Linked DNA regions of Homo sapiens: region 1 is linked to region 2. Evidence: read pairs that join two places in POLR2A ChIA-PET (ENCODE). Cell type or tissue: MCF 10A. All regions are shown on one strand. Links, peaks and the distances in the headings refer to the core of each region. The heading gives the core; the rest is flanking DNA.

The links. ChIA-PET counts read pairs that join two places held together with the same protein. Peaks named below come from ENCODE experiments on the same cell type or tissue, not always from the same donor. Only the 100,000 strongest peaks of a DNase experiment are listed, where the experiment ranks them.
Region 1: POLR2A ChIA-PET joins it to region 2 with 11 read pairs; 11 of 35 experiments call an interaction of 5 or more read pairs at or near these places.

What each region holds. Positions count from the first base shown.
Region 1 is chr15:89,914,251-89,924,456 of GRCh38, forward strand. No RefSeq gene overlaps it. Among named protein-coding and RNA genes, the nearest start is that of ARPIN-AP3S2, 6.4 kb to the left of the region's middle. In MCF 10A, for the core only: no CTCF peak of the experiment used is centred there; DNase peaks (open chromatin) are centred at 2,031 and 3,681.
Region 2 is chr15:90,000,061-90,011,495 of GRCh38, forward strand. ZNF710 (zinc finger protein 710) reads left to right here and starts at 1,264. Exons shown (of 5, transcript NM_198526.4): 1 at 1,264-1,554. MIR3174 (microRNA 3174) reads left to right here and starts at 6,695; the gene lies at 6,695-6,781. RefSeq lists silencers at 716-885, 1,294-1,462, 1,878-2,377 and enhancers at 2,077-2,845, 2,846-3,613. In MCF 10A, for the core only: no CTCF peak of the experiment used is centred there; DNase peaks (open chromatin) are centred at 4,841 and 5,281.

The DNA.
Region 1 (10,206 bases), core at 1,684-6,683, 87 kb before region 2:
CTGACTTCATGTCACCACCTGCCTCTGCCTCCCAAAGTGCTAGGATTACAGGCCTGAGCCACTGCTCCCAGTCTAAAGTGTTTTCTTCAACCTAAACATATATTTTTTTTTCTGCATCCAATCATCCATTACTAAACATATTTTTAGGAAGAAAGAGCACCTGTAGTCCCAGCTACTCAGGAGGCTGAAGTGGGAGGATCACTTGAGCCCAGGAGTTTGAGTCCAGCCTAGGCAACATAGCGAAACCCTGTCTATTAAAAAAAATTAATGAAATTAAATTTAAATTTTAAAAGAATAAAAACATTTTGTGGACCGCTAAAAGTATGATGGGCCTAATGGATGAGTCAGCCCCACTCCTAGCTGGCCTACCTGGCTGCCCGGTGTATGTCTGAGAAGGAAAAACATAGAAAAGCCCTACTGGAAAGCCCCTCTGGGTAGAACTGTCCTTTGGCCCTCTCTGCTCAAAACCCTCCAGCTGCTCACAGCCACCTGGCTGGCATGTCCTCCTCCTCTTTCCCTTTTCTGTGTCACGTTCCCCCTCACTGTGGCTCCAACTGCACAGCCATCCATGGTAGCCACTAGCCACATGTGGCTACTTAAATTTCGATTCTAACTGATTAAACCTAAATTAAATGTAAAACTCAATTCCTCACTTTCACTAGCCACATTTTTAAGTGCTCAATAGCAACGTGTGTTTAGCGACTACAAGACACAGAACATTTCTTTGTTGCAGAAAGTTGTATTGGACAGGGCTGCTCTAAATCCTCTCAGGAAGAGTCATCTGCTTATTAGGCTCTGCAACTTCACCCCATCGGCACAATCTGCAGGCCAGGCACCAGCAAGACAGAGGAACCCAAAAGAAGAAAAGGAAAATTTTTGGAAAGGTTTTGACATTTATTTCCTAAAAAGCATCAATCATCACGGGAAAAAACCCCAGAATTTTGTTGGACTTTCTTCCATGTATTTTGCAGTTTAATAATGTCTCTATATTAAATTATAAACCACAAGGTACCATGGAGACAGTATCAAGTTATCTTCGATTAACACCATTCAACATTTGATTCCTACACTAATTCCTCTTGCTTTGTGTTCCTCCTCATCATCAAACTTTCCAAAATGTCCAGTTTTTTGTTGTTTGTTTTCTTGAGGCAGAGTCTCACTCTGTCACCCAGGCTAGAGTGCAGTGGTGCAATCTTGGTTCACTGCAACCTCTGCAATTCTCCCACCTCAGCCTCCCAAGTAGCTGGGATTGCAAGCGTGCACCACCACGTGCAGCTAATTTTTTTTTTTTTTTTTTTTTTTTGAGATGGAGTCTTGCTCTGTCACCAGGCTGGAATGCAATGGCGCAATCTTGGCTCACTGCAACCTCTGCCTCCTGGGTTCAAGCGATTCTTGTGCCTCAGCCTCTCGAGTAGCTGGGATCACAGGCATGTGCCACCATGCCCCGCTAATTTTTGTATTTTTAGTAGAGACGAGGTTTCACCATGTTGGCCAGGATGGTCTCGATCTCCTGACCTCAGGTGATCCGCCTGCCTCAGGCTCCCAAAGTGCTGGGATTATAGGCATGAGCCAGGGTGCCCGGCCCTCTTTTTTTTTTTAATTGTTAGCAGAAGCAAATTTACAGCTACAGACACCAAAACTTTGGGCCTCTCAGTTCCATGAGCCCCTATTGAGGCCAGTGTTGGAAGGTTCTCATAATGTGTTCACATGGGCATCCGCTTTTGTAAAATTTTCATAGTTAAGGCAATTTTGCTTCAAGCAGAGACTACTTTTTTGCTCAGAATTCTCTTTTGCCTCATGTCAAGTGATGGTGGTGTAAAATATGAATGAGGGGAAACTGACATGGAATACATTTAGTTTGGGTTTAGTGGAATACATTTATGTGGTCTGTACTCTTCTCCACCTATAATTAAATTATAGCCAGCCATCCTGGTGTAGAAATATCCTACCTCCCTCTGTGCCAACTCATCTGGCACAGAGCACAAAGTGGGTGACATGAAGGAGCAGGGCCAGAGGTCACATCTCAGTAGAAATGTGCCCTACAGTGCCTGGCACTGAGATTTTGTGGGTGCTGGAGAAGGAACAAAGTGTGAATCATAATGTGCCAGAAGCTGGTGTGTAGTAGAAAATTCTTTGGGCCGGGCGCAGTGGCTCACGCCTGTAATCCCAGCACTTTTGGGAGGTTGAGGTGGGCGGATCACTTGAGGTTGGGAGTTCGAGACCAGCCTGCCCAACATGGTGAAACCCTGTCTTTACTAAAAATACAAAAATTAGCCAGATGTCATGGTGCACGCCTGTAATCCCAGCTACTCAGGAGGCTGAGGCATGAGAATCGCTTGAACCTGGGGAGACAGAGGTTGCAGTAAGCTGAGATCGCACCCTGCATTCCAGCCTGGGGCACAGAGCGAGTCTCTGTCTCGAAAAAAGAAAAAAAGAAAAGAAAATTCTTCCAGTTATCAGACAGATGAAATTATAAGCAGAAGATTCTCCTTAACTGTAGTCAAAATCAAAGTTCTCTCAGGAATGTCTTCCCTAAAACTGCGCATGTAATTATACACATACCAACCATTTTTCTCCCTGTCTTTTGATGGGCATCAGGCAAAATCAAATTTATCAGGATTCCTGTGTAGGACACAAATGTCTAGCAGTAAAACAAACAGAAAGTGCATTTGTGTGTGGAGTCTTAGACTGTATGCATCAGATCGCATCTTAGCATATCTGACACATCTTGTCCTGACAAAGTCTGGTGGTTCCAGAAGAAATAGCATGCCAAATTGCCACCAAGGCAGTGAAAAAAAAGCCTGAAGAAATTACATACACACCACAGAGCGAAAGAAAAACAAAGAAATCGCTGAAGAGAGAAAGCATAACATGATGCCAGAATGAAGTCCAAACCTATCCATCACATCACATCAATAAATGCAAATGGAGTAAGCCTAGTTTGGAAAGAAAATCTATGATATGCCTTTAGATCAGACATCTATTTCTTTTCTTTTCTTTTTTTTCTGAGACAGAGTATTGCTCTGTATCCCAGGCTGGAGTGCAGTGGTGTGATCTCAGCTCACTGCAACCTCCACCTCCCAGGTTCAAGCAATTCTCCTGCCTCAGCCTCCCAATAGCTAGGTTCAAGCAATTCTGCCTCAGCCTCCCAAGCAGCTAGGATTACAGGCGTGCATCACCACACCCAGCTAATTTTTGTATTTTTAGTAGGGACAGGGTTTCACCATGTTGGCCAGGCTGGTCTCAATCTCCTGACCTCAGGTGATCCACCCGCCTCAGCCTCTCAAAGTGCTGGGATTACAGGAATGAGCCACCATGCCTGGCCTAGATCAAACATCTCTTAATGCCATTCAGAGCCTCTTGGCCTCACATTCTTCCCAGGCCTTTGACCTATTCTGTCTTCACCTCTCTGTAGTGATCAATTCTGCCTAGGGCTCCACTGATTTCACATGGAAACAATCCCTCATGACAGCAATATGAGCATTGTTACTAGTGGTAAGTGGTTCATGATAACCCTTGGCACGAAGTGGCAACAAAATTATTAAGGTTCTCACCTGTAGTTCATTGGGGGTGAGCTGTAGGTGGAGAGTGAAATTGGGCAGGTAAACGGGGCATCTGTGGCATTTGACTGGTATGGAGCAATGATCATTACAAGAAATGTTGAGTAGGCTAGCTTTTATTTGGCCAGGTGTGGTGACTCATGCCTATAATCCAGTGCTTTGGGAGGTCAAGGAGGTAGGATCACTTGAGGCCAGGAATTCAAGACCAACCCACGCACCACAGTAAGACCCTGTCTCTACAAAATTTATTTATTTATTTATTTAGCCAAGCAACAAAAACCTTTATTAACATTTTGAACACTTTTAGCTATTATTGAAACTGGTAATTTTACAAAAAAGTTTTTTTTAATTAGCTGGGTATGGTGAAATATCCCTGTAGTTCTAGCTACTCAGAAGGCTGAGGTGGGTTTCGAGACCATTCTAGCCCAGGAGTTTGAGGCTGCAGTAAGCTGTGATTGCACCATGGCACTCCAGTCTGGGCAACAGAGTGAGACTCTGCATCAAAAAAATAAAGAAAAGAAATGTAGGGTAGACCAGCTTTTATTAACAGCATTGAAACCTTACAAAAAAGAAAATGATAGTCTCAGGATAGCTAACAGCCAACTTTAGATATGTACAAGCCATGGGGAGGCCGGGTGTGGGGACAGGATACAATCATTTTAGAAAACTTTTTTTTTTTTTTTTTGCGGGAGACCAGAGCCTTATTATTTATTACTCAAATCAGTTTCTAGAAAACTGTTTTGGTATCTGTGAAAACCGAACATAGGCAAACCTTATGAGCCAGCTATTCCACTCCCAGGTATACAACCAATAGAAACATTTACATATGTACACCAAGAGATATAGACAAGGCCAGGTGCAGTGGCTCACACCTGTAATCCCAACACACAAGGTGTGAGAATCCTTTGAGCTCAGAAGTTTGAGACCAGTCTGGGGAACATAGTGAAATCTAGTCTCTACTAAAAATAAAAGAAATTGGCTGGGCCTGGTAGATTATCCCTGTAGTCCCACCTACTTAGGAGGCTGGGACAGGAGGACCCCGAGCCAGTGAAATGGAGGCTGCAGTGAGCTCTGGTTGCATCACTACACTCCCGTCTGGGTGACAGAGCAAGACCAAATCTCAAAAAAAAGGAGGAGGATCACTTGAGTTCAGGAGTTCGAGACCATCCTGGCCAACATGGTAAAACCCTGTCTCTACCAAAAATATAAAAAATTAGCCGGGCATGGTGGCACACGCCTGTAAACCCACAGCTACTCAGTAGGCTGAGGCAGGAGAATTACTTGAACCTGGGAGGTGGAGGTTGCAATGAGCCGAGATTGTGCCATTGCACTCCAGCCTGGGCAGACAGAGCGAGACTCCACCTCAAAAAAAAGATATATACAAGAAAATTTATAGAGGCTGGGTGCAGTGGCTCACACCTGTAATCCCAGCACTTTGGGAGGCTGAGACAGGAGGATCACGAGGTCAAGAGATGGAGACCATCCTGGCCAACATGGCGAAATCCCATCTCTACTAAAAATACAAAAATTAGCTGGGCATGGTGGCGCTTGCTTGTAGTCCCAGCTACTCAAGAGGCTGAGGCAGGAGAATTGCTTGAACCTGGGAGGCAGAGGTTGCAGTGAGCCGAGATTGCACCACTGCACTCCAGCCTGGCGACAGAGCGAGTCTCTGTCTCAAAAAAAAAAAAAAAGAAAGAAAGAAAGAAAATTTATAGCAACACTCTTCATAATAGTTCAAAACTGGAAACAATTCAAATGTCTAGAGAAGGTAGAATTTATAAATAAATTGGCATGTAGTCCTACGATGGAATATGATACAGCCATAAAAATGAATGACTGATTGCAACTCACAACATGAGGACTGTCATAAATAGAATGTTGTAGTAAAGAAGATAGTCACTAAAGAATTCATAGAGCTGTAGATTATATCGTTTCATTTATGCAATGTTAAAAAGTTAGGTAAGACTAAACTATATTGTTTGGAAATAAAAGCTTGGGTGGTTATATTCTAAAAGAAAAGCAAGGAAGTTATCTTTGTGGAAGGGGAAGTAGTGATTAAGAGAGCCCAGAGGAGCCAGGCATGGTGTTGATCATGCCTGTAATCCCAGCACTTTGGGAGGCTGATGCAGGAGGCTTGCTTGAGCCCAGGTGTTCAAGACTAGCCTGGGCAACATAGCAAGACTTCATATCTACTAAAATTAAAAAACCTGTGGTTCCCAGCTATTTCGGGGACTGAGGTGGAGGATCAGTTGAGCCTGGGATATAGAGGCTGCAGTGAGCCCTGATTATCCCACTGCACCTTAGCCTGGATGAGAGAGTAAGACTTTGTCTCAAAAAAAAATAGCCATGGGGAGCTTTGTGGCAGTTTTTAAGGAGACTCATTTCCTGAAGCTTCAGGGACAACTGCTAAAAATCGGGCTCAGTATCTGATGACGACAGAGCTGTCAAAGAAGCCTGAGTGTGCAGCCTTGATAGGTCTCCTGTCAAATCACGGCTCCTCTAGGAAAAAAGTGAGGCCCTGGGCTGGGGACCTGGGGTGGATGAGCCTGAAAACCCTGAAAAGCCTGAACTGGAAAACTTGAATATGAAACTTGCACACAACAATTAGGTGGAGATGCCAGAACTTCCTTGACAGTATTGAAGAAGAGGTTATGAGACTCAGGGAGAGAGCAATGTTAAAATGGATTTATTGTCTAGGACCTGAGGACCCACCATCTAACTATACCCAGGCAGCCCAGAGGCAACAAGGGAAGTCAGGTATCTTTGAGATGCCCTGTGGGGTTGATAGAATAGATACTACCATGGAACTAGACTCCCAAGTAAAAGGAGATGATGGGATTTGGGAATGGCAGGGGCCTAGTGGCCACACTTACCTGCCAGGCAAGGTAGATGTAATTGTCAGAAGGAGCAGCCAGGCTAGAGTAGGCAATTAGGATGCCTGGACAAGCTTTATGGTACCAGGGTCAAGATAGGTGGACTGCCTCTGAGCATGATGTTCAATTTGTATTAAAAAACAAACACAGGCTGGGCACGGTGGCTCATGCCTGTAATCACAGCACTTTGGGAGGCCGAGGCGGGCAGATCATCTGAGGTCATGTGTTTGAGACAGCCTGGCCAATGTGACGAAACCCCGTCTCTACTAAAAATATAAAAATTACCCCAGTGTGGTGGCGCACGCCTGTAGTCCCAGCTACTCGGGAGGCTGAGGCACAAGAATCACTTGAACCCAAGAGGCGGAGGTTGCGGTGAGCTGAGATCATGCCACTGTGCTCCAGCCTGGGCAATAAAGTGAGACTCGGTCTCAATAAAAATAAAAACAAAAACTAGACCTGATGGGTAAAAGACTGATGCTCACTACAATAGAAAATTACACTCCCTCATCCATTTCCAGGCCTGAGTCAGTTTTCAGACACAGAGTCCATTGATTGAAGGAGAGGCTGTGCCCCCTCGAGGAACACCATCACATGTATATATGTAAATAGTCCTCGCTGGGCGTGGTGGCTCACGTCTGTAATCCCAGCACTTTGGGAGGCTGAGGCGGGTGGAATACCTGAGCTCAGGAGTTCGAGACCAGCTTGGGCAACACAGTGAAACCCAGTCTCTACTAAAATACAAAAAATTAGCTGGGTGTGGCGGCATGCACCTGTAGTCCCAGCTACTTGGGAGGCTGAGGCAGGAGAATTGCTTGAACCCGGGAGGCAGAAGTTGCAGTGAGCCGAGATTGCACCATTGCACTCCAGCCTGGATGCTGGATGACAGAGGCTCCGTCTCCAAAAAAAAAAAAAAAAAAAAAAATAGTTCTCTAGACTTGCCCCTAGAGGGATCATGGTCATTTAATCAAATAACTGCACAAGGGAAAAGAGACTACCCAGAATTTTATTTATATTATTAATTTTTTAAATAGAGACAAGGTCTTACTATGTTGTTCAGGCTGGTCTTGAACTCCTCAGCTCAGCAATCCTCTTGCCTCAGCCTCCCATAATGTTCTGAAATTACAGGCATGAGCCACCAGCCCGATGCTTTTTTTCAAAAAAAAATTTTTTTTTTTTTTTTTGGAGACAAGGTCTCACTCTGTCGCCCAGGCTGCAGTGCGGTGGCATAATCATAGCTCACTGAAGCATCAACCTCCTAGGCTCAGGTGATCCCCCCACCTCAGCCTCCCAAGTAGCTGGGACTACAGGTGCATGCCACCACACCCAGCTAATTTTTGTGTATTTTTTGTAGAGATGAGGTTTCACCATGTTGCCTAAGTGGGTCTCAAACTTCTGGACTCAAGTGATCTGACCGGTTGGCCTCCCAAAGTGCTGGAATTACAGGCTGAGACACTGCGCCTGGCCCATAATTTTAAAGGATTGTTAAATATGGGTCTGAGCTGACGCTGATACCAGGAAACCTGAAATGCCATCATGGCATTCTTAATAAAGGAATATGGAAGTTAAGCAGTGAATGGAGTTTTGATCCAATTCTATTTCAGTTGGTCCAAAGTGTATCAGGACAATTGACTCTCAAATAGATAAGTGATACAAATTTAAAAGAACTGTAAAAATACTAAAAAATAAATAAATAAATAAATAAATAAATAACTTTAATAGTTTCATTGTGGATGGCTTTTCCTTTTTTATTTCTTTCCTCATATTTTTATTTTTATTTTTATTTTTTTGAGATGGTGTCTCACTCTCTCACCCAGGCTGGAGTGCAGTGGCGTGATCTCAGCTCACTGCAACCTCTACCTCCCAGGTTCAAGTGATTCTCGTGCCTCAGCCCCGCAAGTAGCTGGGATTACAGACATGTGCCACCATGCCTGGCTAATTTTTGTATTTTTAGTAGAGATGGGGGTTTCACCATGTTGGCCAGGCTGGTCTCAAACTCCTGACCTCAAGTGATCTGCCCGTCTCAGCCTCCCAAAGTGCTGGGATTACACGCATGAGCCACCGTGCCTGACCTTTTTTTTAAAGTGACAGGATCTCACTCTGGAGTAACTCACTGCAGCCTTGAATTCCTGGGCTCAACTCTCAGCCTCCCCAGTAATGGTGGTGTGCACACCACCATTTCCAGGTAATGTTTAAACTTTTTGTAGCACCACTGTGCCAGGCCTGGGATGGCTGTTGTAAACAAAACTTAAAGTTTCAGCTATTAAAAAAAAAAAAAAAAAAGGCCAGCTCGGTGTCTCACACCTGTAATTCCAGCACTTTGAGAAGCCAAGGTGGGAGGATCGCCCTAGCCCAGGAGTTTGAGACAAGTCTGGGCAACATAGTTCGACTCCATCTCTACAAATAATTAATAATTAGCCAGGCGTGGTGACGTGTGCTCATAGTCCCAGCTACTCGGGGGGCTAAGGTGGGAGGATTGCTTGAGCCCTGGAGATTGAAGCTGATTGTGCCACTGTACTCCAGCCTGGGTGACAGAGCAAGACCTTGTTTCAAAAATTAATTAATTTGGTCGGGTGCGGTGGCTCACGTCTGTAATCTCGGCACTTTGGGAGGCTGAAGCAGGTGGATCACTTGAGGTCAGAAGTTCAAGACTAGCCTGGTCAACATGGTGAAACCGTGTCTCTACCAAAAATACAAAAATTAGCCAGGCACGGTGGCACACGCTTGTAATCCCAGCTACTCGGTAGGCTGAGGCAGAAGAATTGCTCGAACCCAGGAAGCGGAGGTTTCAGTGAGCCAAGATTGTGCCACTGCACTCCGGCCTGGGCGACAGAGTGGGACTCTGGCTCAAACAAAATAAAAATAAAAATAAAAATAATTAATTTAATTATTTAAAAAAGAAATATTTGAATGCGAAATGACATGTACGTGAGTATTGTTTGAAATAGCAAAATACTAGAAACAACTTAAATGTCCATCAGTGGGGGACTGGCTAAACAAATAATGAAATATCAATTCAAAGAGAGGCTATGCAACCATAAAAAAGAATGAAGCATGTGCATACATGGCATACTGTACGTATGTGTGTGCATGCACAATATTAAATGATTTCACTTACTGTTAACTGAAAGCAGCAAAGTACAGTACAGTGTACTCAGCAGCCACTTATTTAATTGATATTGGCCTGGCGCAGAGGCTCATGCCTGTAATCCCAGCACTTTGGGAGGCTGAGGCGGGCGGATCATCTGAGGTCAGGAGTTCGAGACCAGCCTGGCCAATATGGTGAAACCCCATACTAAATACACAAAAATTAGCTGGGAGTGGGGAAACGCATCTGTAATCCCAGCTACTCAGGAGGCTGAGGCAGGAGAATTGCTTGAACCTGGGAGGCGCAGGTTGCAGTGAACCGAGATCTCGCCAGTGCAGTCCAACCTGGGCGACAAGAGTGAAACTCCATCTCAAAAAAAAAAAAAAAAAAAAAAGATATTAACGGAGGACTTCCTCTCTACTGAGAACTGTCCTAGGTGATATAGAGGTGAACCGAACAGATCAGATCCAAGCTGTCATGAGGCAGACACCCTGGTAGAGGAGAGGGGTAATGAACAAATAAAGCAACCCAGAAATGAGAGAGGTTCAGGCAGTGGTAGATGCTATGAAGAAAACTCAACAAAGGGATGGGGAAGGGAGAGACTGCGTGCACTGGGGTGGTCAGGAGACAGGTAGCCAGGGAAGACCTCTCTAGAAGGTGCCTTTTGAGTTGAGGCACTGGGACCTGC
Region 2 (11,435 bases), core at 2,759-7,758:
GGCTGCAGCCCCAGTCCGAGGGCCCGGCATCCAGCAGGTGCTCAATACTTACTTGGGAAAATGACAAATGTGACCAACTTTGCTTTGGGAACTTTCCCCCGTCTTCTCCCCACTCCTCCGGAGAACCCGAGGACAGAGCAGGTCTTGGGAGCACGCCCGGGCGCCCCATGAATAATTGACCCTTCCTGGCGGCACTGCCCGGCTCTGTCCGAGGGCTCCGGACCCGCCCTGCGTTGCAGTCGAGAAACGGCTCGGAGTGGCGGGTGTTCTGGAGGTTGGAGGCCTGGTGTCCGGCCTGCGCCGGAGCTGGAGGGCGGCGAGGCTGTGCCAAACCCCGCGGCCCCTCAGGGAGCCGAGAGGGACCTGACGGCCGCGCTGCCAGCGACCACGCCTCGGCGCCCCCCAGCAGTGCGCCCCGGGGCCGAGGCCCAGGCCCTGGGCTCGGGGACCCCGCCAGCCCGCCGATCCCAGCAGCTGCCCTGAGCCCCTTCTCCACCCGGGCCCTGGCGCTCGGAGCCCGCGCCGCTCCCTCGAGTCAGGCCGTCCAGGGCTCTGCTAACAGCTGTTTAAAGGCTTTTGCTGTTCAGTGCTCTGCGGGGATGTTTGTTCCAGGCCCATCTGCCTACTTTAAAAATACATAAGTGAAGCACACACACCCAGCTTGCCACCTCTGGCTGGGGAGGGGCGGGCTCGGCGGCCCTCGCTCGCACTTGGGAAGGAACCGGCACCCAGGAGCCGCACCCGTGCCCCAACACCCGCACCGGCTCTCCTCTCCAGAGGACGCCCCTGGCTTCCCTTGGGGGGGGCGGGGCGCAGGGCCCCCGGGCCCCCTTTGTACCGGACAGGGCCGGGCCCCCCATTTCCAAGCGAGGTCTGCCTCTTCCCCGCTTCAGTTAATCTTTGTTCCCCTTTTCTGCTGAGAGGAGAAAAAAAAAAGAGAGAGAGAGAAAGAAAGAAAAGAAGGAAAAAAGGCGTGACTTGATTTTCAAACGAAACTCCCACAGCAAACAAAACCCTTTTAGAGAAATAAGAAAGGAGGAAGAAGGAAGAAAAGAGGGAAGAAAAAAACAGGAGAAAGAAAACCCTTCAGGCTTTCAATTCGAGTGGGAGAGTTGAACCGAAAGAAAGAGAAAGAAAGGAAGAAAAATCCTCTGCGGTAGAAAGAGAAAAGAAAACTTGGGCTGACAAGAGGGAGGTGTTGGGGGTGGAAGGAAGTGAGAAAACAAAAGAGAGATAAAAGGGCTGCTTTTCTGTCTCTCTCTTCCTCTGCGAGCTGGCTTAGGAGGAGCTGTTTTGCATCCCTTCACGTCAGCCCTGCCTCATTCCCTTCTTCCAGGGAGGGAGAGAGCGCGAGCGAGAGAGCGAGCGAGAGGAGGGGGGAGAGAGAGAAAGAGAGGAGCCGGAGGGAGGGCGGCAGGAGCAGGCGGCGGGCGCGCGTGGAGGCGGGCGGCGGGCGCACAGCAGCAGCCCGGGCGGTGGGCAGCCAGGAGCCCCCGGCCCGGCCCGGCCCGGCCCGCCGAGGGCCCCAGCGCAGGAGCCGCGCCCGGACCCAGGGTGAGTGTCCCGCGCGGCCCCCCGCCCCAGCCCCAGCCCCAGCCCCGCAGCCCCGCGCTGCCGGCCGGCGGGGGCGCGGGGGGCGCGGGGGTGGGTCGCTGCGGCCGCGGCCGACCCGCCCCCCGCCTCTCCCTGGGGACGGCCGCGCGCAGGCCCGCGCCGCGCTGCAAACATGTCGTCTTTTCCTTTCACTTCCACATTCCCTCATGCCGGAGAGCTGGAGGGAGAGAGGGAGAGCCGGGGAAAGAGGGAGAGATGGCGTCTGGGGTGGGGGGGAGGGAGAGGAGGGGGAGGGGGAAGGGAGAGGGAGGGAGCGAGCGAAAGAGGGCGAGAGGGAGGAGAGCGCGCGAATGAGAGAGAGAGAGAGAGAGAGAGAGAGAGAGGCAAAAATGAAAGGAAAGCGTCGCGGCGGCGGCGGCGGCGGCGCGGGAGGCCCGGGAGGCGACGGTGGCGGAGGCTCTCGGGCCCGCACGTGGGTGTCCCGGTGCTGGGTGCGCTCCCCCCACACCCGGCCCGGGACTCAAAGTTTCACCCCCTCGCCGCCCCGCCCCTACGGCTGCCCACAAACTTTATTCTCGGAGCGGGTGGGGTTGTTGCGCGTCCCAGCCGGCCGGGGGTGGGGGAGAGCTGAGCGCGCCGCTGGCGGGGCTGGGGGCGTCCCCGAGGGCCACTGGCCGCCGCACGCTGGGCGCCGCGGGATCTCCGCCGGGACAGCGTCGGGGCGCCGCGGGCCGGGGACCCAGGACCGGCGCTCGCTGTCTGGGGGCGTGGGGGTGGGGGTGGCGGGCGGGGTCCCTACGGCCCGTCTTGAGCCTCCCGCGGCTCAGCCCCCCTTCCTCCTCGTCGCCCTCTCTCCGTCTTCTCGCGGTCATTTTCCTAATTGGATGGAGCTGTGGGGCGTGAGCACCAGCGTCAGATCGGGGCCCTCAGGCTACCAGGTGGGCGCGCGGGCTCGGGGACCGACGGGGCAGCCCCAGCCTCCCCACCCTAGGCGCACAGATCCCGCAGATCCGGCCCTTGGGCCACCGCCCCCTTCACCGCGGACTTGCTAACTAGTGCGTATCGGGTTTTTTTCCAACTTGCCTTTTAAGATGACTTTTATGGGCGCTGCAACTGCTTCCCTCCAGTCTAAGCTGTAGTTTGGAAAGATTTAAGAGGCCAGGGAGGTGCTTGTGTGGATTTTAACCAACCTGAAAGGGTCATTCATGTATCTCTAGGATTTGCGAGACGGTTAGGGCAAGGCGTAGCAGTATCCGGGGTGCCTTTTCTTTTTTCTTGATATGGAGTCTTGCTCTGTCGCCCAGGCTGGAGTGCAGTGGCGCGATCTCGGCTCACTGCAGCCTCCGTCTCCCGGGTTCAAGCGATTCTCCTGCCTCAACCTCCCCAATAGCTGGGACTACAGGCGCACGCCACCACGCCCGTTTAATTTTTAATTATTTTTAGGAGAGACGGGGTTTCACCATATTGGCCAGGCTGGTCTCAAACTCCTGACCTCGTGATCCGCCCGCCCCGGCCTCCCAAAGTGCTGGGATCACAAGGACTCTTCGAGGTACTCGTCCTACTGGGTCTGAGGGAGGCCTGCCGGGCAATCCAGTGAGGGACCAACGTCATGGCCCACCCTTGAGCTGCAGGCCGAGTGCCCACCTGCAAAGGGCACCCTGAGCACCTTTCTTGCTGTGCAAAATGGAAACTCCCGGCCGGTATCGACCTGCAGTGTACATAACTAGTCCCTGTGGGCATCTGGGAAATTCACAAAACTCCCCCACAGGTGTGCGGAGAAGGACTTTGTGCTCTTGGGGGTCACTCAGCCAGCTTTGAAGCTGCCCTCTCAGTCCTGCATTTGTACACGTGTAAGTAAAACCAGTCAAAGTTCATTTCTGCCAAGTAGAGGGCTGGGGGTCTGTGTCCCTATTGCATCTTCACCAGGGGGCCTAGAGAACCAATGGGGCCACGTGGGAGAAGGGAAGAAGAAAACCGTTCTTAACTCGTTAGATAAGAGACAGTGTATTCCTAATGTGATCAAAGCCGATGGGGCTATCTGGTTTTGACTTCTGAAAACCTAGAGTGGCCATTCCTTTCTCATTTGTTTTAAAGAGAATGTTATTTTCTATACTTTCTCATTGGTTTTATTAGCTGACCCTCAGGCCAGGGTAACTGTGCTGGGTACCTGCCAGTCTCGGAGCAGAACCTCTGATCGGTCATCTGTAGCTCCAGAGAGGTGCCCACCTGGTGCCCCAGTGACCTTCTGGAGCTGGCTTTCCTGCATGAGGGCCGTGGGGATAGAGCTGCTTTCTTTTGGGTAGGGGGAATTGGATGTTTGGGTCACATTTTCTTCCTCCAGCCTGGCCTGGTTGCCTGTGTCTTGGTGGAGGGGGCTGCAGTGAGTTGAAGTGGGACGCGGGCTCACTTGCTTGTCTTCTCAGAGCTGATACCTGGGTGAGTCCTCAGCCCACGGTGTGTGGTCAGCGGGCCATTTTTCCAGGGCTTGGGTCATTTCCATTCCAACCAGGCATTTCCTACCAGGGAGACTTATTTTAGGCTCACTGTCTAGAGACAAGGAGACAGACAAGGTCTGGAATGGTTTTTGAGTTGGAGGAAGGGAGACTAATGGGACCACCAGAGATTTTGCACTTCTATTTTAGGTTTGCCTTGTGGCCCAGAGATATTTCTAGCAGAGTTGTGTTTGGAAAGAAGCACAACTTCTTTCTAGAAGGGAGTAAATAAATAAATAAAGGAGGAGTCCAGCGCATCTTGGAGGAGACAAGTGAAGTCAGCTCCCTGGCCCCACCAGTGCTGATGCTTGGCGCAGGCTCATAATCTGGCTTGCTGACCCCTCCCATACCCTCGTTCCTCAGGCCTAGCCAGGGCCTAGCCCGCGGCAGGACTCATTATGTTGAAATAAGGAATCTGTGAATGTGCTGGGCCTGCTGTTAATGGTGCTTGCTCCCAGCCCTTTGACTTCAAAGCTGGAAGAAGGCCTTAGAGATTGTCTGAAAGCAACTGAGGCAGGAAGAAAGCTCTGTACCCAGGATTACACAGTAAGTGGCAGAGCCAGCACTCAACCTGAGCTTTCAGAGCCTGTTCCCAGTGCTGTTTCTACAAGGCCACTGTCTCTGCTACTGCTGGGGATCCCGAATCAAGCTCACTTCAAAGAATGTAGCTATGAGAGCATGAAACCGTGCGCTCACGCCGCACACGAGTTGGGTAAATGGAGCGCCTCATTTTCCAGATGTGTTACAGAAACTGTGCTGGAGGATGTGACTGGCCAGTGAGACAACTAGGGGGAACTGGGTGATTCAGGCTGTTTCAACACTGACTTCTTCAAAGTCCAACAATCAGAGAAGCAGTTTAGTCATCGGGATTTTCTCACATCACACCATTTTTTGATCTGGAATGCTTTCTTCATACTTTGACTTGTATGTGATTTATTTAGGATTGGTCAGGAGAGAAGAGAAGGAGTGTAAGGACCCAAGACCTGAACTGATTTCCATCTGTGGGTTAAATGTACTAGAACGTTTGTGAGGGTAGACGTCTTTGCTTTGTTCATTGCGGAGCCCCTGTGCCTAGAATAGGGTCTGATCTATAGTGGGCCCTCAGTAGATACTTGCTGAATGAATGTACTGGACATTAGGGAAGATTTGCCTGCCAGAAGGAACCCATGAATGACACAGGCAGGGACAGGGAGGTGATTGATGGGAGCTGCAGAGTTGTGCTGTGAGTCATTGCTTCAAACAAGCTCCAGACAGGTGAGGCAGGAGGGGGCTGGGAAGAGAGGATCCTGAATGGGGTGGAGCCCCTGGGTGGAGACTTGTGCAAAACAATAGGTTTTTTTAGATTTTTTTTTTCTTTTTTTGAGACGGAGTCTCACTCTTTCACCAGGCTGGAGTGCAGTGGCGCGATCTCAGCTCACTGCAACCTTCGCCTCCTGGCTTCAAGCGATTCTCCTGCCTCAGCCTCCTGAGTAGCTGGGACTACAGGCATGCGCCACTACACCCAGCCTAATTTTTATATTTTTAGTAGAGACGGGGTTTCACCAGGTTGGCCAGGATGGTCTCGATCTCTTCACCTCGTGATCTGCCCGCCTCGGCCTCCCAAAGTGCTGGGATTACAGGCGTGAGCCACTGCACCCGGCCTAAAACAATAGGTTTTGAATTGGACTCAGAATATAGGGAGAATAATAATAATCATGTGTCTTAGGCCAGAATTATGCTACGTGCTTTGTGTATTTGTCTCTCTTAGTTCTTGCAGGTGCTGGCTCTTGCATTCTTATCCTCATTTGGCAGAGGAGTTAAATAACTTGTCCAAGGGCACAGAGCTGGTATCTAAACCCAGGCTGTCTAACTTCAAACTTTGCCTCTCAGGAACGATGATGTGGTCATATGTCTCTGCCCATGCCAAAGAGTTGGGCGTTCAGCACTTTGGGGTTCCTTGGAAGGACAGCAGCAGAAAAACTAAAGAAGAAATTGTGGGTCTGCAGCAGAGGGAGGCTGGTCAGGGAGTGTGCCTGAAGAGGGTTCACCCAGTGAGGCCTATAAGGGAATGCTTATTTTAGGGGCCTAACTGTTCCTCAAGCAGAGTGGCTGTTGTGAGATTAGGGCTATTTTGCACTTGATAAAGATGTAGGAGATCTTTTTATGGGCAAAGATTGCTTTTCAGGTTAAAGTTTAGTTGGCATATATTTGAAACTAGTGGGAATTTTAAAACTAAGAAATGTCCTTTTTGGCCTTGATACCACCAGAGGCTGTTTGCCACATGTGTAAACATTACCTGCCTGCTCCAGGATGCTGGCCCAGCCTGTTCCAGACCACAGCAGCTCCTCATTCATTGGCAGTCTGTGATGTGCTAGACACTGTGCAGGTCCCGTCCTCGTGAAGCTTGCAGTCTCCCTGGGAGGCAGGCATTAAACTAATAATTACACAAATACTCTTTAATTACAGTGGTTATAAATGCTTCAAAGGAAAAAGTACAGAGGCATAGAAGCCAGTAATCATGGAGAGGGGGAGGGGAGGCTTTCCTGAAGAAAGGACATTTAAATAGCCACCTGCAGTGTGGATGAAGAGGCTTTAACCAGGGTGGTACAGTTCATTAACCTTGATGTGAACCTTGCCACTCCATATGTGGTCCATGGACCAGCATCAGCGTTACCTGGTAGTGAGTTAGAGATGCAGAGCCCTGGGCTCCTCAGCAAACCTACTGGATCTGCATTTTAATTCACATGCATGGTAATGTCTGTAAAGCACTGATGGACTCAAAAGTACTGAAATGACAGGTTCTCAGCTTTGCTGGGAGCTCATTGGGTGACGCTGGGAAAGTCACCCTGGGGTGACTTCTCTGATGTTTGGCTTTTTCCAGTTTGTGCTGTCTACCTGCTTGTTGAGGGTGACCCACCCCTGTGTTGCTGTTGATGGAGACCCTGCAGACTCTAGTCCATGCTCTGGTCTGACTTCTGTAAGCACTGAAGATGGGCTGAACCATCAGAGCTTTTGATAAGGATCAGAATAATTCCCTAAAAGTGTGTGGAGCTGCACACAGAGATTGTCTTAAGGTGACCCTGGGAGGATTTGGCCTGAAGCAAGAGAAAAACTGGCAAGGGTCAAAAGGGCTTTGGGGAGGAAAGGTGTAACGTTTCTGCCAAAAGCGGAACCTAAAACGGGGAGAGAGAGGCACCTGCTCAATAGTTCCATGCATGGGAACATAATACTTTTAAGAATTGCCTCAGAGTTTTATCCCTGAGACCTTCACATCACTGTAGAGAAGACCAGACGGTTGAAATCAGGGGTCCTGGACTCTTGCAGTGTGTGGGTGGGCTTCAAGGGTCAGGGGTACTTGAAACTGTGCAGAAGGTTACATGTGTGCACTTTTCTGGGAAGAGGAGCCGTAGCTTTCACTGGCCTCAAGGGAGATTGCGGCTCTAAGAATTTGTCAAATGTCTTACTGGACTAACCTCACCCAACTCTCTTGTTATACAGCACATGCGATATGCCAGGCATAATTGTAAACACTTTATACATACTGTTAGCTCATTTAGGTTGAATACCTTTCTGGAGGTCACAGATCTAGTAAGCCTCAGAGCCAGGATTAGAACCCAGGCACTGGGGTCCCAGAGTCGCTGGTTGCAAAGCCTACCCTAGTAACAGGGCAAGCAGGACTAGGGGCGAGCTCTTTTTTGGTAGCACAGATGAAGAGGCTCACCCCCACCCCCACTTTACAAGTAAGCATCTCCCCAGTTGTTCATGTAAAACATAGAAAGCATTTTCCCAAGGAAGCACCTTGTGAATAGCTCCAGGTTGCCAGGCTAGCCCATGAAAGCCTGTATCACTGTTGGGCCCAACTCATGCTTGTTTGCAAAGAAAGTAATTAGAAAACAAAACTGCTGCCGCACCAAAGGCTAAATTAAAAATTCTAGAATTGGAAAGAAGGCACTTGAAGAATTGCACCCTTAAATCAGGGAGGTAAGGTGGCAACAGGAAATTGGGGTAGATTCTGAAAGGGAGGGATTAAAGGATGTTACAGCCAAAGCACAGCCAAATATATGTTGAATCAGCAGCTTCAAAAGGTAAAACAACTGTTTTTTATTACCTACTAATTAATGTGTATGGCTCACAGACCTGACCCTTCCCCCATCCCTAGTGCCTACCCCAAGTACAGAGGCCTTTTGTCTTTTCTCTCATTCATTTTGTGTTGTTTGAATTTTTATCCAGTATGTATTATCTTTATTATATACATGTAGTATATATATATGTATAGTACATATGTGTATATATATGTATATGTGTATATATGTATATAGTATACGTGTGTGTGTGTGTGTGTATATATATATATACATATATATATATGTATATATATATACATGAAGTAAAAGAACTATTAGAAGTGGGTTGGAGGCCGGGCACAGTGGCTCATGCCTGTAATCACAGGACTTTGGGAGGCCCAGGCAGGAGGATTGCTTGAGCCCAGGAGTTTGAGAACAGCCTGGGCAACATAGTGAGACCCTGTCTCTACAAAAAAGTTTTATAAATCAGTCGGTGGCACGTGTAGCTGTAGTCCCAGCTACTTAAGAGACTGAGGTGGGAGGATCGCTTGAGCCCAGGAGGTTGAGGCTGCAGTGAGCTATGATGGCCTCAGTGTACTCCAGCCTGAAAACCCTGTCTCAAAAAAAAAAAGAAAAGAAGTGGGTTGGTCTCTTTCGCAATCACCATTGTAAAGGATTTTCTGATATTAAATACATATGCTCTATTGTGTGTTTATTTCTGGGAGAACTAAGAAAACTGTTGGAAATGTGAGGATTTTTAGTGTAGTCGGAAGCTGAGAATAAGTGATCATATTGCGACCCAACTATTTTCCCTTTCTTCTTTCCCTGCCCCCAGCATGTTATATATATGGAATCGAAATGAAGTTAGAATGGTCACTACAGAAAGCAGGAATGTCCACCCTCCGCATTTAAATGGGAAACTATAACTTTTGTGATAACTCTTGGTTATGTGTGTTTTTGTCTTCTGGATGGTACCTGAAATGCCATCCCGGACCCCATCCCGTTCTCGGTGGGACTGCAAGGATATGGGCTTCCAGACTGGGAAGACTGTCCTGCATGTGTTTGGTAAAAGACAACGGCTAAAACCTGGGGCACATCAGAATGTCCTCGCAAGGACCAAGTCCAAGCTGGCCCCTTGAGAAGCATCAGGTACCCTTTGGAAGCTGGTAGTGCTGGTCAGTTTAATCTCACTCTGTGATGTCCGATCCTCGGGCCCTGGGCTCACAAGCCATCGCTTCCCATCGTGGCTCCATTCTGTAGCTGCAAATCACAAGACTGTAGACTTGCCATTACCCAGAAGCAGGTCACCTCTGAAATTCAGAACTCTTCCTGTCCTCCCACTACACAGCACTCCTTGAAGCAGCCCTGCCCACCCCTGCCCCAACCTGGGAAATCTGTGCCCACTTCCCTGGTCCATTCCCCATGTGCCCACCATCAGCCCCACTGCTTGTTCCTCTGTGTCCTGCCCTGGCTTCCTCCCTAGGTCTGGGCACCCCACATCCTCCTATGCCTTAATTCTCTACCTACAGCTACAGTCACACCTCTCTCTCCCTCCCCAACCCCAACCTGTGTCACTTCTCTTTACCCTAGGATTTCACAAAGAAGAGTCCACTCTGTCCCCACTTCCTCTCTCCCCCTCTTCTCCTTGCCAGCTCAACAACAGTGGAGCGTTTCAGCCCAGCCCACTCTCACTCCAGCTGGCTCTCCTAGAGGTCCCTGGCCACCTACTCATGCCCAGTGGCCCATCTTGTGTGACTTCCTCTTACCTGACTGCCCGGTGGCCCATCTTGTGACTTCCTCTTACCTGACTTCTCCATAGCAGTTATTGTCATGAATAGTCTTCTCCACCTTGGGTCTGGCTCATCACTCTGGGTCCTTTTCCTACCTCTCTCATCTGTTTTTTTGTACCATTCTTTCCTGTTGCTATGCTTTGGTGCCTTGGCCACAGTTCATTGCTACTTGCTTACCTACCATGACTGTGGTTTCAGCCTGTATAGGACTCTTGGCCTATGATCCCTGTCCTCATGTCTCCTGTAGACAGCCTAGGGCTGGATTTCCTTTTGTTTTTAATCTAGTCTGATATCTGTGCTCTTTAACCAGAGAGTTCAAGCCATTTGCATTTGTTATGGTTTTGGAAATAGATGGATTTCTTTTTTTTGAGACAGGGTCTCACTCTGTCACCTCGGCTGGAGTGCAGTGGCAGATCTCAGCTCACTGCAACCTCCGCCTCCTAGGCTCAAGTGATCCTCCCACCTCCGCCTCCCAAGTAGCTGGGACCACAGGCATGCACCACCACAGCTGGCTAATTTTTATTTTTTTTATTTTTTGTAGAGATGGGGTTTTTCCATGTTGCCCAGGCTGGTCTTGAACCCTGAGCTCAGGCTATCCACTTGCCTCAGCCTCCCATAGCGCTGGGATTACAGTGTGAGCCACCGCACCTGGCCAAAACAGGATGCAGATTTCTTTCTACCATCGTATTTGGTGTTTTCTATGTGTTCTTTTTCTGATTCTTCTGTTCATTCTTTTGAATTGATTGAAAGATTTTTTTCTTTCCTTCAGTCCGTTTTTTCTCTACTGCTTTGAAACTCATATACTCTTTTTAAAAATTTTTTATTTTTAGAGAAAGGATCTTGCTGTGTCACCCAGGTGGGAGTGTAGTGGCAGGATCATAGCTTACTGTAACCTTGATTTACTGGGCTCAAGTAATTCTCTCTCCTCAGCCTCTTGAGTAGTTGGCCTTGAATTTGAACTTCTGTTTTTTATTGTTGTTGGTTTTTTGTTTTTTTTTTTTTTTTTTTTGAGACGGAGTCTCACTCTGTTGCTCAGGCTGGAGTGCAATGGTGCAATCTCGGCTCACTGCACCCTCTGCCTCCTGGGTTCAAGTAATTCTCCTGCCTCAGCCTCCCAAATAGCTGGGATTACAGGCATGTGCCACCATGCCTGGCTAATCTTTGTATTTTAGTAGAGATGGGGTTTCACCATGTTGCCCAGGCTGGTCTTGAACTCCTGACCTCACGTGATCCACCCATCTCGGCCTCCCAAAGTGCTGGGATTACAGGCGTGAGCCACTGCGCCCGGCCTAGCCTCCTGAGTAGTTGGGACTACAGGCATGGAACCACCACTCCTGGCTGGTTTTATTTTTTAGAGGCAGTTCTGGCTATGTTGCCCAGGCTGGTCTCGAACTCCTGGCCTCAACCCATGCTCCTGCCACGGCCTCCCAGAGTGTTGGGATTACAGGTGTGAGCCACCGTGCCTGGCCTGAAAGGCAGACTGTGTAATGTTCAGTTGGTGTCTATATATTTTTTTCAAACAATGTAAAGACCTTAGAATGCTTTATATAAAGTCA